2 separate regions of the Homo sapiens genome follow, and region 2 is linked to region 1. Evidence: read pairs that join two places in POLR2A ChIA-PET (ENCODE). Cell type or tissue: GM12878. All regions are shown on one strand. Each heading gives the region's core, and the rest is flanking DNA. Links, peaks and the distances in the headings are about the cores only.

Region 1 (8,279 bases), core at 1,353-5,352:
TACTAGATTCCCTATAAAGACAATGTCTCTGACCAGATGGATTTGTGCTATCAAACTTACTTTTTTGGAAAACTTTTGAAATTTTCATCCAATATTGTTTAAAAAACAATTTTAGTCCAGGCGCAGTGGCTCATGCCTGTAATCCTAGCACTTTGGGAGGCCGAGGCGGGCGGATCACGAGGTCAGGAGATCAAGACGATCCTGGCTAACATGGTGAAACACCATCTCTACTAAAAATACAAAAAATTAGCCAGGCGTGGTGGTGGGCGCCTGTAGTCCCAGCTACTCCGGAGGCTGAGGCAGGAGAATGGCATGAACCCAGGAGGCGGAGCTTGCAGTGACCCAAGATCGCGCCACTGCACTCCAGCCTGGGCGACAGAGCGAGACTCTGTCTCAAAAACAAAAACAAAAAACAAAACAAAAACAACAACAACAACAAAAGATTTTAAAGGATTGTAATAAACTGATGTGGTAAAATAGTGCTTGGGACAAGCCAGGCATTCTTTTCTCACTGTTTAAACTGTATCATTTCAACTAGACCTAAATATTAATTCACTTTTATTAGCTTAATAACATTTTCCAGGCAGTTTTTAAATGAGTACTGGTTATTTTGCAAATAGGTCTCTTACAGACGTGAGACCAAAAGACATCCCCAAAAGAGCATGAAAGCAGCAAAATTGTATATTCTGTTTTTCATGTTCTTTCATAAGTGAGGATGATAAAGCTTTTAGAATAAAATACATGTATCTTCAACTTGTATACTAATTTAAATTATATGCTGTTTACATTCAGTTTATATCATATCAATGTTGTTTATACTAGATTTTAAGTTCTAGGGGGCAAAAAGTGTGGCTAATAAGTTACTGAATTATTTAATAAATTATTCTAGAAGATACATGAATATAGTGGGATTTCTCATGGATTTAGGGATAAGAATTAAAATAAAATAAATCTAAAACCCATGGCATGGCTTTGTCCTCCTAATGACCCTTCCTACAGCCTTGAGAGCATGTCACTGCTTTGACTCTCATTTTCCATATGAAAACTAAAGACAGCCGTGCATGTCACCCTCCAAACTACTAGTACTCACCAGTCTTTTAAGGACTTTACATCCTATTCCTTTCATACTATTTTTATAATTTGGAGACAAAAGCCCAGATCCTGCTGGATAATGAAACTATTTCCCAGAAAGTTATGTTAGTAGATGTGTTCTAAATTTCACCTAGTGACTTTATTTCACGCAGTAAGCAATAGAGGGGCTTTAAAAAAAATCACAACAGCTTATTAGGATAACCCACTAGAATATAGGGGTCTCTAAACTGATTTGAATCTTTAAGGCCATCTGAACTAACTGCACCTTTGAGCAAGCAGTATAACCTTTTTTAAAAAAGGGATGCTGTCTCTCCTCTTTCAACCCAATAACCTCCTCATATTCTTCAGAGGAGTGAAGCATGCATTCCATTAAAACTCCTTTCACCAAGACCTTGGTGCTAACCCAAGTAACAATTGGGTTTTCTATCTTGCTTTTCTTGGCCCTCTGGCAGCATTTACTCAGGCGCTAACTCTCGCCCTTCTGGAAACACTCCACTACCTTTGTCTCTGTTTCCCTATCTTTCCCATTGTTACTACAAGCTCTTGAGCCACTCTCTGTTTCCTTTGTACATGCCCTTCCTTTATATGCTGATAATAGTTAGGGCTTTCTTCTAGGCCTTCTTTTCTCTCACCCTAGATCAGAAGTTCTTTTTAATTTGTTTCATAAACATTTTTTGTTGGTATAATATGCTCAGTTGATAAAACTTCCAAAGATACAAAGGGTGTCAAGTGAAGAGTCTCCTTTGTATTCTGTTGACCCTCAGACACCCCATTTCTCTTTTTAAGGGAATCTCTGTTATGGATTTCTTGTGTATCCTTGCAGAGATATTTTATGTATACACACACATAGACACACACAAGATACTGTATAATACTACATACATACTGAGTCTTGCTTTTACTGTTTAATAATGTATCACGTAGATTGTTGCATATATGTATATATAGAGCTACATCTTTTGTGTGCATGTAGATGTAGAGTGTGTCTACATATGGATGTATTATAATTTATTTAACCAGCCCTCTTAGAGTTTAATGCAGGAAGTAGAAATTCACTTGCTTTCTGGTATGTAAATGAAAGGAATTAGGTGAGATGAAGTAATCGAAAGGGAAGAAAAAGTGGAAATAATGGGGTTGCCCCCGAATTACTGGTTTCAAAGTTATACAACCATAGCTGTCATCCAGAGATTCAGAAGTTGCTATCACCATGGCCACAAATGGCGTTGTCTCACCACCAAATGGCTGGTGAGTAGACCCTGGAAGATGGAAACCAACAGCCACATACATTCATACCTGTCTGACTTTGTATGCAGCCTGCATAATATCACAGAGATGGCCTTTGTCTTACTTTTAGTCTGGATGCTTTTCAACTTGGAGTCACTTTCTTGTTGTATAAGATAAACTCATGGCAGAACCTAAATAAAACAGAAAGAAGAGTGGAAAAGGATATCAAAGCCTGATTGAACAACACTGTCTAGCCATTTGGATTATTCACCATAAATATCTATCCTTCCACCTATCTTTAAATTGCAACAATATGGTCACACCTTATATTATATATTACCTTCTACAGTGAAAATATATTCATCCTCTCTCCATAAAGGGGAACCTATTCTATTAGTTGCAGAATCAAACTCTGAGTGATTTTAATTACTTTTTAAAATTAGTCACAATTGAAATTTTATGTCTTGTAACACAATGACTAAACTATAACTAAACACTATACTAATTTAGTATAAACTAAATTATACTTGTAACACCTTTATGTAAAATAAAGGTGAAGGAGAAAATGGAGAAATGAAATTTGGTTACTATATAAAGGTATATACACAAAATGGCAAGGAAACAATGTATGTAGCTACTATATTCCTTGATTTCACAACTACTCATGAGGTTTTTCTTGGTGAAATTTCTTTCTTCATTTAGCATTCTGTTTTTCCTTTGCCCTTGAATAGTATTTCAGCTGGATAGGGTTATTTATATGGTAGGACAATACAAACTAGTATGGTGTTGTTATCACTGTCATCAAACACAAACAGGTTAGATAACTAATTTTAGTTTTCCATCTTGGTGCCAAATACTGTTTTATTTAGGATTATGTGCAGTAAACACTCTAGGCATTTTAAGTAGAAAGAGTTTTAACACAGAAAATTAGGTGCTTGGAAACTCATTGGGAGCAATTTAGGGGATTGCCCATGGGCTAATGATTTAAAAGTCACATCATTCTCATGCTTTCTGGTATATTTTTGAAAAGACAAAAGTCATACCATAACTGCTGTGATTACAAAGTCAGAGAACTGTGACTGATGCTGTCACGACACTCCCACAGCTGAATCTCATGCTCATGAAGCTAGTGAGTACATGTTGGAATGTGGAGTCCAGCTGCTGCAAATGCTCATCTCTGCCTCATTTTCCTTTTCAGACTCCAAAGCATCAGGAAAATGTCTCATCACTACATTTCATGAAAATGCAGCTCATCGATGAAATCTAAATCATGTCACAAATCCTAGCTGCATCAGTCTGATAAATGTAGTTTTTAGTCTTCTAAAATATTGAAACCATTGTAGATATAGAGTAGGAACAAAGAAGGGAGAAGAAAGTGCTAGCACACTTATGATGACAGATATTGGCGTAGCTTGCTATCTTTTGTTTTTACACCCAATTTCATGAGAAATATCTTAGAACACACACCATTTCCCACATATGTGAGAATAAAAGTAGGAAAAATTCATAGAAATGGTATTGATGGTTGAAGAGAGACTTTTATTTAAAAATTTATTAAATATTTACAAATTACTAGAGCTTATAACACAGAGTGTGGTCTGTTCTGTGGACCAGCAGTACTGGCCTCACCTGGGAGTTTGTTAGAAATGCAAAATCTCGGGCCAGGTGTGGTGACTTATGCTTGTAATCCCAGCACTTTGGCAAGGGGAGGTGGGCAGATCGTTTGAGCCCAGGAGTTCGAGAACACCTTGGGCAACATGGCAAAAACCCATCTCTACAAGAAATATAAACCAGGTGTGGTGGCATGCACCTGTGGTTCCAGCTACGAGGGAGGATGAGGTGGGAGGATCACTTGAGCTCAGGAGGTCAAGGCTGCAGTGAACTGTGATCATGCTACTGCACTCCAAACTGGACAACACAGTGAGACTCTATCTCAAAAACAAATGCAAAATCTCAGGCCCCTCCCCCGACCAGCTGAACCAGAATTTGCATTTTAACAAGATTCCCAGGTAATCTGTGTGCACATTTCAGTTTGATGAACACTGGGCTAGAGGTGGTACATACTGCATTCCCAGTAGCAGCATATGTATGGAATTTTTCCTCTACTATCACTAAGACTGTGCTCAGTTGTCTTCATATTTTTCAAATTAATATTTGAAAATGGCATTTCTCTTGGCCAGGCATGGTGGCTCACGCCTGTAATCCCAGCATTTTGGGAGGCAGAGATGGATGGACCACATGAGGCAAGGAGTTCAATACCAGTCTGGCCAACATGGCGAAATCCTGTCTCTACTAAAAATACAAAAAAAAAAAAAAAAAAAAAAAAAAAAGCTTTGCATGGTGGTGTGCACCTGTAATCCCAGCTGCTGGGGTGGCTGAGGCATGAGAATCTTGAATCCCGGAGGCAGAGGTTGCAGTGAGTCATAATGGTGCCACTGCACTTCAGCCTGGGTGACACAGCAAGACCCTGTCTCAAAAAGGAAAAAAAGAAAAGAAAAAAAAAAAAGAAACTGGCATTTTATGAAATTGAGCATCTTTTCAAGATTCAAAAAAGTTTTTGTATCAATTTCTGTGAACTTGCTCTTCGCATTTATTCAGTTAGTCTGTTGGTCTTTTTCTTATCAATTTAAGAATGTTTTACTGTTAAGAAAGCCCTTCGGCTTTGGTATGAGTTGCAAAGTGTTTCTCATTTTGTTATTTCCCTTCTAATTTTGTTTATGATTTTATTTCCATGCAGAATACAAACACACACAGACACACACACATTCCTGTGTGGTTGAATTTTTTAATATTTCCTTTCATGTGTTAGAGATTTTTGTCTTATGCTTAGAAACGCCTCTATCACACACAAGATTTTTTAAACTCTTCCATGTTTTCTTTGATAATGATCCAATCCTTGAGCCATTGGAATGTATTTTGGTGAGAGCTATGAGGTAAGGATCCAACTGAATAGTTATCCTAGATAACTATACATCAAGAGTTCTTAACCTCGCATTCATGAATGCCTAGAGAATACTTAAGCCGCTAAAATTGCATGTGAAATTGTGTCTGAATTTGCATTTTTCTGAAGCAAAGATCATTAGGGTTCATTCAGTTTTCCTCAAAGATTAAGAACCATTGCTCTATGTAGTGTCCCATCATCCAATATGGCTTCAGTTGTTTTCCGTATCTTTATTACTCCCAAGTGTCCAGTCAGAGCCTTCTCTTGACCTCCCTACTTGGGCATACCAAAGTGGATGAGTCCAATGTAATCACAAGGACCCTTATAAGAGTGAGGCAAGAAAGTCAATAAACAAAGGAGATGGAATGACAGCAGCAGAAATTGGAGTGATGCACTTTGAAGATGGAAGAAGGAACCAGAGCAAAAAACTGCCTTGATTTTATCCCATTAAAACTCATATTAGACTTTTGAGCTCCAGAACTGCAAGAGAATAAACGTGTATTATTTTAAGCCACTAAACTTTTGGTAGTTTGCTATAGCAAATAAGAAACTAATACATGGTATAACATAGAGAAGGCAGCAACAGTCTAGCCTCAGGAATTTAATAAATTTACTGGTCTCATTATAACTGCTGGCATCATGAGTCAGCCCAATACAATATCCAAGCCCATCTCAGTGGAATATATTTCTATAAAGTTTTATAAAGTAAACAAATAGACACAATCTACTTACAGACAAGCCCACATCTATTACCTTACAACTGCATCTCATTGCAAGTGACCGGAGCATCATTGAAACTGGTGGAAGGAACCAGCATGCCATATTGGCCCTTGGGTCCCATCTAGCAATTTTACCATCTTCATCTTTTAGACATCAGCATCTTTTGACATACACCACCTTTCTGCAAACACTGAAAAAGTTCTAGCAGTGTGTTAGTTCTCAAATAAGGAAAAAAATGAAAGGAAATATTCTAAGACAAAAGGGAAAAGGGGCAGCTAGGCATGCCCAAGGGTAAGGAAACCTAAGGCATTAGAGAACCATAACCAAGTTTCACTTGGGCAGGGGGTGGGGAGATTAAGAAGGGAGAGAAACACTAGTCAAAGCAGGTTTGAATTTAGTCAACCATCTCCTGAAAGTGGGCACCTAGTATAGCTTAGCTCCATGTCATCTGACTATCATCCTTCTAAAGCCTACCCTAAAATAGCGTAGCTGTGACAATATGGTCAAACAACCCAACTGCAGCAAGGCAGAACTCTGCAACCAGGGTAAGCTTGTAACTCCGGCCTGTAGCTGCTCAGGGGAATCTGCAGAGGTGAAAATGACAGGCTCACTAAAGGCTATAGGAAAGGAGAATCTTTGAGGGAACAGTTGGTACTGGAGATAGTGCCCCTTGCCCCCAGTCCTCTGCTCTTTCATGCCAGAGAGGCGCTGTCATTCTCTAACCACAGTCAGGGAAAGCGTTTTGTAGAAGGTATTGATGGATAGATAAAATGAGCCAAGCCAAGTGTTTGGTGAGTTGCAAATACGAACAGACATTGTTAGAGGGATGCTGAACAGTTCAGAATAACTGAGAACAGTCATTACCTCTGTGGAGAAGCCTCAGAGTGGGTACAGGAGGCAAGAATATCAAAGATGAATTAATGAAGCTGTATGGGTGACTATCTTACAAATGAGAATGCATTCATGTAGTCATCATGTAATTAAACATAAATTTGCAAAGAAAGCACTTGTACTTTAGAAACTGAATGTTAATGAGCTAAAGGCCAAGAAACAGAACTCTAGCATTCATGAATCAAACAAAAGAAAGCAAATGTCTTTACATAGACTTTCATAATCAGCCTGAATGTGGATTAGCAAGGAAAAGAGAACCATATGACATCCAGGTAATGAAAGAAGAGAATCTGGAGCTGAATGAAGGCATATGGTGAATTTCTAGGGGAAGAAATTGTGTTAGTCATCTATGTTCCTCTGGTCTAGTGCAGTGCTGTTTCCTTGTAGCTGTACATGTCCCCAGGTGTCTGTTGACTGCCTGACTAAAGGGGCAGATGGCACAATCCCATCCACATTTAGCTACATTCTCACACATTCCTGATGGAAAGGGCTGTGTAAACACTACTTGGCCTTTTATAGTCGTCGTGAACCCTGTATGCCTACTACTATTTGGACATAGTTTACCCATTCACTTCCTAGACCAGACTCAGGATTCTCAATAAATCTTGTTTCTTTCATAAAAACCCACCTTCCAAGAATCACATTCAGTGATCCTGCCCCCAACCCCAGTGAAAGCATATGGGGAATCTAAAAAACAATGATTACAAGTAAGGCTTAGCCAAATAACTCAGAGGATCAATCAATACAGAAAAATGAGAAAGCATTTTGTACATGGTAACACTCTAAGCAAATGTGATCAGTAATTACAATCGTTCAGTCTCCTGTGGTTTGTCAGTGCCCTTTGCGGCTGGGTCTGAGTTGCTGAACTGCTCCTGGTAGGGCCAGTCTTTGTAACTGGCTCAGTTGTTCCCCACAGTCCTCCATTTCTGGTGTCCTTAAGCAGGTCTTGCTCCTTTCTCTTTGGTGGTGTCGATGGACACAAACTGGTCCATTATCTTTTTTATAGGATGCCTTTCCTCACCAATGTTGCCAATATACAAGAAGGTAGGGGAACTGAGGTCCCAAACAGCATATTGTGATCCTAAGTTTATTTAAATGGATGGAATTGAAAAATGACAAAATGCCCAATGAGTAAAAATTCTACCATTAATTTTATTTTTGCGAAGAATTAAAGTGCCCTATCAAAATGCACAGTTACTTGAGAATTATAAATAAATCATAGTCACTGATCAACCATTAGCTGGAATTGGCTCGTCACATTTTCTGTGCAGTTACTTAGCATGGCATTGAGACAGTGAGGTAATAAATACATAAGCATTGATAGTGAGAAGTAGAAAAGGAGTGTCCAGAACAAGAATGGCAAATCCATGGCATACATGCTTTGCTCGTTCACTTCCTACACCCATGGCAA
Region 2 (8,279 bases), core at 2,746-6,745, 160 kb after region 1:
CTGATAAAATATCTAGTGTCTAATATCGAATAGCCCTTGTGGCTTATTTTGTGTGTTTAAACAATCTGGTCCAGTTCTGCTAAGTGACAACAAGCATCACCTACTGTCAAAACTCTTTTCTGAGCCTGCAGAAATTACTACAACTGTGGGATGTACTTGATTTCAATGTGCTGTATTAATGTTTGCCCAGTAATTTCTAGTTACAGAGGCTATAGCTTGTTCTTCCACCAACCATCCTGGAGAGCAGTTAGTAAGGTGTAGCAGTTGAGAGTGTGAACTATCTGGTTTCACTTCACAGCTCTGCCATTAACTGGCTGTGAAAACCTTAAATTCCTCAGTTTTATTATTTTAAAAATGGGACTATTTAAGGTAACTTTGAGCTATTGTGAATATTTAGTGACTAAATATAAAGCACTTAAAATGTATTTGGTGCATAGTGTTACATATGTGCTAGCTATGATTTATTTTTTGTTTCAATGTAATTTTTTCCTTTTTTTAAATTTAAAACTTTTATAGCTCTATTGAGGTATAATTCACAAATAAATATTGCATATGTGTATATATTGTATACAATGTGATGTTTTGACACATGTATACACTCTGAAATGATTATTACAATCAAACTAATTATCATGTCTATTACCTCACAGTTATATTTAATATTAATATTTAAGATTATTCTCTTAGCAATTTTCAAGTATACAATACATTATTAACTACAAGCTATGACTTTGAATAATCAAGTTAGAATGATCAATTTGCCAGGAGTTTTTGTTACAGATGTCAGAGTCCTATGATCACACATGAAAGATTTGCTTTTTTTCCTTATATGTGACCCATGGAAACATATCCCTTGTAGAATTTGACTAGTCCTTTACTCATTCAAGGAATTTCTGAAAATAGGCAGATTTGTTTGACTAATGTTTTTCCAATAAAAAAGGGCTGGCTGTTTTTCTCACAATATTTTACATTTTGAAAAATTCAAAGAAATGAAATTGAAGCTGATTATCAGAATCTGTCGGGGAAATCATTAAACATTGGCCAGCCCTAGTAAATAGCAATGGAAGGGTAATTTACACCTCTCATTGCTCTATAGGAGGTTCTTCTGTTGCCCCTGTGTTGACCGGTTCACAGTTAGCAAAAGTATCTTGTAGGGGGACTCCAAAGACAGAGAGATTGTGTGCAGCTTCTGCTCTCAGACTCCCTGGGTCAAATCTGAGCTTTGCCACTGGTCATCAGCAAGTTGACCTTGGGTGTGTTTCTAGTGCTCCAGTTTCCTCATTTGTAAAAATGTGATAATAATAATAATTACCTCTCAGGGCTGTGGGGAGAATTACAAGAGAAAACCCCTGTGTATGACCAACATAGGACCCTGCACATACGAAGTGCTCAATAAGTAATGTGTCATTTAGTACAAAGCATTTGTTATTTGGAAGTTTTTTTTTGTTGTTCTAAGGTGTAAGTCATCATATCTCCGGCTAGGCAGTATGCCATACATGAAAGTTTGGGAGAGTGGGGTTCATTTATTTTAAAAACAGTTCAGTGTTTTTAGTATAGTCACAGATATGTGCACCCATCACCACAATCAATTTTAGAACATTTTGATGACCCCCCAAAGGAACCTCATACCCAATAACTCTCATTTCCCCCTTCCCCCGTCCATCTAGCTGGCTGTAAGCAACCACTCATCTACTTTCTGTCTCTATAGATTTGCCTATTCCGGACATTTCACACAAATTAAATTGTACTATGTTTAGTCTTTTGTGACTGGCTTCTTTCATGTAGCTTAATTTTTCAAGGTTTATCCATGTTGTAACAAGTACCGGTACTTCATTTCTTTGCATGGCAGAATAATCTTCCAGGGTATGGATAGACCACACTTTGTTTATCCATTTATTCATTGATGGACATTTGAGTTGTTTCTACCTTTCGGCTATAGGGAATAATGCTGCAGTGAACATTCATGTACACATTTTTGTATGGATGTATGTTTTTATTTTTCTTAAGTATGTATCTAAAAGTGGAATTGTTAGGTTATATTCCATTTGAGGAACTGTCAGACTGTTTTCCAAAGCTGCTGCACCATTTTACATCCCCACCAGCAGTGTATGTTTGAAGGTTCCAATTTCTCCACACTTTCACCAATACTTCTTATTATGTTTTTGTTTATAGCCATCCTAGTAGGTATGAAGTGATATTTCATTGTGATTTTAATTTGCATGTCCCTGACAACTAGTGATGTAGACCATCTTTTTGTGTGTTTACTGGCCATTTGTACATCTTCTTTGGGAAAATATCTATTCAAATCTGTTGCCCATTTTTAATTGGGTTGTATTTTCAATTATTAAGTTGTAACACTGGTAATTTTTATTGAGCTATTAATCGCTGTTCACACTTGACCTTGCACACAAATCCCTGGGGACTTTGTTAAAAAGCAGTCTCTGCTTCACTTAGGTCCCTTGGGGAACCTAAGAGTGTACATTTTCCAGTAGTTGCAGATGGCGTAGTCCATGGACCCTACTTGAAGTAAGAAAGACACTTTTTAAAATGCTTCATGATTGGCTTTTTATGTATTACTCAGAAAAGCCATTTGAAGAGAGAAACACAAAACCTACATTTTATTTATTCTTTCCTATATTCACTTCCACAAATGGAAGTATTAGAGAAATGTAAAATATAATATATTCTCACTGTTTTAAAGAGAGCTAACATTATATTAGTGTCTGAAAATAAAGATATAGTTAGAATAATTTAACTTTTTTTCTCGAATACTTGTATTATAATTTAAAGCATTTAGAAGCAGTATTTGCCAAGTGACTAGATTTACTTTCAGTTTTTAAAATAGTTTTGGCTACAGATGTAGCTGTAAGTTTGGACTTTCTAGTACTTATTTATTATCTTTTTCCTTTAAAAAACAGTTTGAGACACAGTCTCCTTCTAATGAAAGATTATTCATCATCCTCTTTGGTCATGCTTCGTTGGGAGGCACTTGCATTGATGTAGGACAGGAAGAAAGGGGAGGGACCCTGGCTGAACCAGCCAGATTTGCAGAATTAGTGGCCAACACGTGTCTCATAGATTTATGTGCCTACAGTCTTGGCAGCATCCCAATATAAAGGTATATTATTTCCAGGGACTTAATTCCCCTCACAGTGTGAAAGAGCAATGAAAAGCACAAGTTTGGAAAAGAAACTGCAAATGAAAAAATCAATGTAATGAAATCAATTGTGAACACTAGAGTTTGTTCAAATTAGTTTTTTGTTTGTTTGTTTGTTTAGTTTTGGTAGCTATCATCCTCATAGATACCTCACCTACCCTATAGGACGTATGATTTCACTTTCAAGGGGATTTTCTGGCCTTTAATGAGTCATGGCAGCAGTTAACACTAGTTGCAGTGGCTGGTGGTATAATTTGGAGGCGCATTCTGTTCTTTTGTGACATTAAAATGGAAAATATGAGCCCAGAAAATGATTTCTCTAGGGATGCACATACATGGTTACAGCTCATTATGGACCTGTCAACATCTTCTCCTCTGCCCTTCCTTGGGGGAGATTTTGTCTCCTGACGCAGTTTTGAATGAGAGTTTAACAAGTGCTGAGTCTCGTACCTTTTACAGTAAAATATTTGCCCAGATGAAGTCATCTCCTTCGGAATTTGAAATTTCCCTCTAAAAATATGGCTAAACCCACAAGCTATAAAGAATCATAATAATTCATTTAGAGATAACTTTTTGGCAGCTGGAACCACTAGAAATTTTCTGGAGTATAGATTTGGTAAGTTAGGCAGGCTAAAGGGCTCTGCCCCCAGATAAGTGACCCTTAGGGAATTTTCCATATCTGAAGGTAAGAAGGACTATGGGAAATTGGTTTATTGATAGAGTTAGTTAATCAAGATGTTATTTCTGGCAACTTTTAATAATTAACATTTATTGTACACACATTGATAAAGTTAGAAAATATCTACTCTGAAATAATGGGACTATAATTTTTAAAATTTAACTTAAATAATAAAGTTATCATTTGTAACATTATACTACACTAATACTATAGTATCACCATGCAGATAACACTATGAGGCTGATTTGTTATATTCTCTTTACTTCTTAGCTCAGAAGGCAAGTAGAGATGTTTCATAATCTGTCGTTAAAATTGTTTTCTTTTCCTCATTGGGCCCATGATCGTCCAAACGTTTCTCTAAAGAAAGTCCCCTTGAATAAAAGTGGCTTTTTAAAATTATTATTATTATACTTTTAGTTCTAGGGTACATGTACACAATGTACAGGTTTGTTACATATGTATGCATGTGCCATGTTGGTTTGCTGCACCCATTAATTCGTCATGTACGTTAGGTATTTCTCCTAATGCTATCCCTCCCCCATCCCCCCATCCCCCCACCCCACGACAGGCCCCGGTGTGTGATGTTCCCCACCCTGTGTCTAAGTATTCTCCTTGTTCAATTCTCATCTATGAGTGAAAACATGCGTTGTTTGGTTTACTGTCCTTGCGACAGTTTGCTCAGAATTAGGGTTTCCAGCTTCATCCATGTCCCTACAAAGGACATGAACTCGTCCTTTTTTATAGCTGCCTAGTATTCCATGGTGTATATGTGCCACATTTTCTTAATCCAGTCTATCATTGATGGACATTTGGGTTGGTTCCAAGTCTTTCCTATTGTGAATAGTGCTGCAATAAACATACGTGTGCAAATGTCTTTATAGTAGCATGATTCATAATCCTTTGGGTATATACCCAGTAATGGGATCACTGGGTTAAATAGTATTTCTAGTTTTAGATCCTTGAGGAATCACCACACTGTCTTCCACAATGGTTGAACTGGTTTACAGTCCCTTCAACAGTGTAAAAGCGTTCCTATTTCTCCACATCCTCTCCAGCACCTATTGTTTCCTGACTTTTTAATGATAGCCATTCTAACTGGTATGAGATGGTATCTCATTGTGGTTTTGATTTGCATTTATCTGATGACCAGTGATGATGAGCATTTTTCATGTGTCTATTGGCTGCATAAATGTCTTCTTTTGAAAAGTGTCTGTTCATATCCTTTGCCCAAAAAGTGGTTTTTTTTTAAATCATGAAAGCAAAAGAGATCCTCCCTGTGCAGAGTGGAAGTGATAACCCTTCATTGGTGAGATAATATCCCATTATTTAGATGGGGGAATCTTCACATTGTTAACACACTGAACTTAGAGTATAGAGGGTGGGGGATGCCCATTCCTGGCTGCAGGGGCCCTGGGACCTCATCTCTTCTGGGTGCAGCACTGCTGCCTTTACATCTTTTCCACTCTAGACCTCCATTTTAAGCCACTGCTTAAAGAGTATAAAAATATCTTCTGTTTCCTTTCTTCCCCTTTCCTTCCTTTTCTCCTTTTCTTCCTTCTTTTTTTTCCTTCAAAATTTAAGTAGTACACTCATGCATGCTGGTGAGTATGCTAGGTATGAGGATAGAAGTGGTCCCTCAAGACGATGACTATGATGTGGCCCCTGAGACAGTCATAGGCTGGGGACCAGAAAGGAGGCAATATAGGTATCGGCCGAAAGATGATGACTTTCATTTTGACTGTGTTGAGTTTTAAGAACTGGGAGCATGTGTCCAGCTACTTGTACAGTGCCTAACACATAGTAGCCTGAGACACTGAATGGAAGCCACCATCAGTGCTCTTCTTTGGTCATGTGACCTTGGGTAATTCCCCCTCCCCAACCAACACCACCATTCTGGGCCTCTAGTTGCTCTTCTGAAAAAAGATATCATTGGATTAGATGACCCTAGAAGTTTCTTCCTTTACAAGAAGCTGTTGGTACCCTCTATGTATTTCCTAGACACACACCTGATGGCAAGTACCTGGTAAAAACACCTGCAACTCTCTTTCTAGTAGTTTCTTTCTGGTCATGGGAACATACTCTGCCATGACAGGGCAAGTTTCAGAAGTGACAGAGAGTTAATGATCCTAGGAGCAGCCCTCAACTGGTGATGGATGAAGAGTAGGTGGGTAATTCTAGGTTAACTCTTTCAGGGTAACTCTGAAGCATATCCACTCTGTCTCGCAGAGTCTCCCTGCAGGGCTGAGTCCCAGTTTCCTTCGATGATAACTGTATTGTGAACTCATGTTTTATTGACTTCTTTCTCTTTCCTATCTCATTGCCTCTCACTCCCCTACCAACTGTTTCCTGGTGTTACCTCCTGTGGTCAGCAGAATAATACCCTGAGAGATGTTCACATGCTAATCCTGGGACTTGTGAATCTGTTCTCTTAGATGGCCAAAGAGACTTTGCAGATGCAGATTAAATTAAGGATCTTGAGATGGGGAGATTGGCCTGGGTTATTTGGGTGTGCCCATTGTAATCACAAGGGCTCTCATAGGTGAAGGAGGGAGGCAAGGGAGTCAGATTCAGAGAAGGAGGTGTGATGACAGCAACAGAGTTAGAGAGAAATTGGAAGATGATACACTGCTGGCTTTGAAGAAGGAGGAAGGTGCCACAAGCCCAGAATTGCAAGTGGCTTCTAGAAGCTGGACAATGACAAAAAAAGGGGGATGGGGGGCTCCTCCTCTAGAGTCTCCAGAAGGAATGCAACTCTGCCTCTTGGTTTGAGCCCAGTGAGATCCATTTTGGACTTCTGACCTCCAGAACTGAAAGAAAATATGTATCTGTTGATTTAAACCACTAAATTTGTAGTAATTTGTTACAGCAGTGACACAAAATTAATACCCCTCCTAAATAAACCATTTGTTCAGGAATTGTTGCTTCAGCATCTGCTTCTGGGAGAACCCAAATTAAGACACTTCCTAATCTGATATTGTATGCTTATTTTTACCTTAGTTAAAATATCAACATTTTTCAGTTGTTCAATAACAATTAGTTATTGTGCCCTTTTATATGCTTGATGTTTCTGTAAGGCAAGTCACAAAGATGCAATTAACTCAGCCCTTCCCTGCATAGAGCTTACATTCTAACAGTGGAAATAGAAAATGCCACAAAAATTGTAGCATGTGTCTTGTACTATTGAGCACTTTTTTCTTCACTAGTCAGATAACTGTAAGTATTTATAAGGCATCTAATGTGAACCTTGAGCAAAGCATCAAGTATATAAATATATGCCATACACAATGGTGTATAAAATAATATAGTCACTGCCAACAAAAAAACACATTCTCAAATCTAATTTTTAATAAAGTGACAGTATCACCCTAAAAGAGGCCAATCTTATTTTGTCAGTAGAAGAAAAGGAAGAAGAACAAGGAGTTCTCACTGTAAACAATGTAGGGATCCCATTTTAGGGAAACTGAAACACTGATTTCACCTTCTAGATTCCCATAAAAAGCATGGAAAGTTTATTTTGTTCCCAAGGAAATTCACTGTTGTTTAGCTTCTGAACCATCAGCACATTAAAAAAACGATAATTTACTGCAGCATTTTAGCTGTGAAATATACGGAAAGAAAGTTGAAGTCAGATTCACAAGATATGAGTTCAAATCCTGGATCTGTCACTTCATAAAATCATGAGCTCTCAGGCAATAATTTAACTGTTCTGAACTGCAGCTGTTAAATAACAAGTCATGGGTGGAGGTCAGCACATGCTAATGTCCCAAGCTCTTTCTCTGTTTTATATGGTTGGGCATGTAGTAGAGTAAGCTTTTTCAACGCTTTAGGCTGAAATTCTGGAATCCTTGTTGCTTTCATTTCTGCTTTCAAAGTTGCCAAATTCTCTCCCATCTCTCCCCCACCCTCTTTCCTTTTAATCCCTTGTCAGACACAGGCAAGAGTAGCCAACATATGCTAACATTTTAATTCTAAAGGTGCTGGCTTTGAAGGCATGTGGTCGCCCTTCCAGGTTATCACAGGTAAAAGATGTAGCAAGTTTTTTTGCTGCCACATGATATGAGTCACCTGTCTTTCTAACCTCTGGTATCTAGTTCCTCTTTGTCTGTTACCTAAGGACTAAGCCAGTTCTAAATTCATTATTAGGTCTTGGTTATGGCAGCACCTCACTTTAAGGTGCTCAAATATCTCAAGTAGAATAGTCCTGTTGCTGCATCAAGAAGCTAATTGCTGGAAAAAACAAACTGAACATTTTTGCGACTTAACACAAATTTAGTTTTCGTTTGCATTGGAATTAGGCATTTGGAGGGCAGGCTACCATGTGGGGATTCAAGGACTCAGGCTTCTTCTGTCTTGTGGCATCCTCATGTTCAATCTGTGTACTCCATGGAATGGCCTAGAAAATGGCAGATCCCATGAGCCTGACCTGGAAGTGACACACATCAC

What was found. Peaks named below come from ENCODE experiments on the same cell type or tissue, not always from the same donor. Only the 100,000 strongest peaks of a DNase experiment are listed, where the experiment ranks them.
Region 2: POLR2A ChIA-PET joins it to region 1 with 8 read pairs; 2 of 35 experiments call an interaction of 5 or more read pairs at or near these places.

The regions. Positions count from the first base shown.
Region 1 is chrX:11,735,075-11,743,353 of GRCh38, reverse strand. It overlaps LOC105373131 (a long non-coding RNA gene), which reads right to left. Exons shown (of 3, transcript XR_950513.3): 3 at 8,001-8,279. Among named protein-coding and RNA genes, the nearest start is that of MSL3-DT, 19 kb to the left of the region's middle. In GM12878, for the core only: no CTCF peak of the experiment used is centred there; a DNase peak (open chromatin) is centred at 3,393; H3K27ac peaks cover 2,596 bases.
Region 2 is chrX:11,575,149-11,583,427 of GRCh38, reverse strand. All of the region lies in intron 1 of ARHGAP6 (Rho GTPase activating protein 6), which reads left to right. Among named protein-coding and RNA genes, the nearest start is that of ARHGAP6, 87 kb to the left of the region's middle. In GM12878, for the core only: no CTCF peak of the experiment used is centred there; no DNase peak of the experiment used is centred there.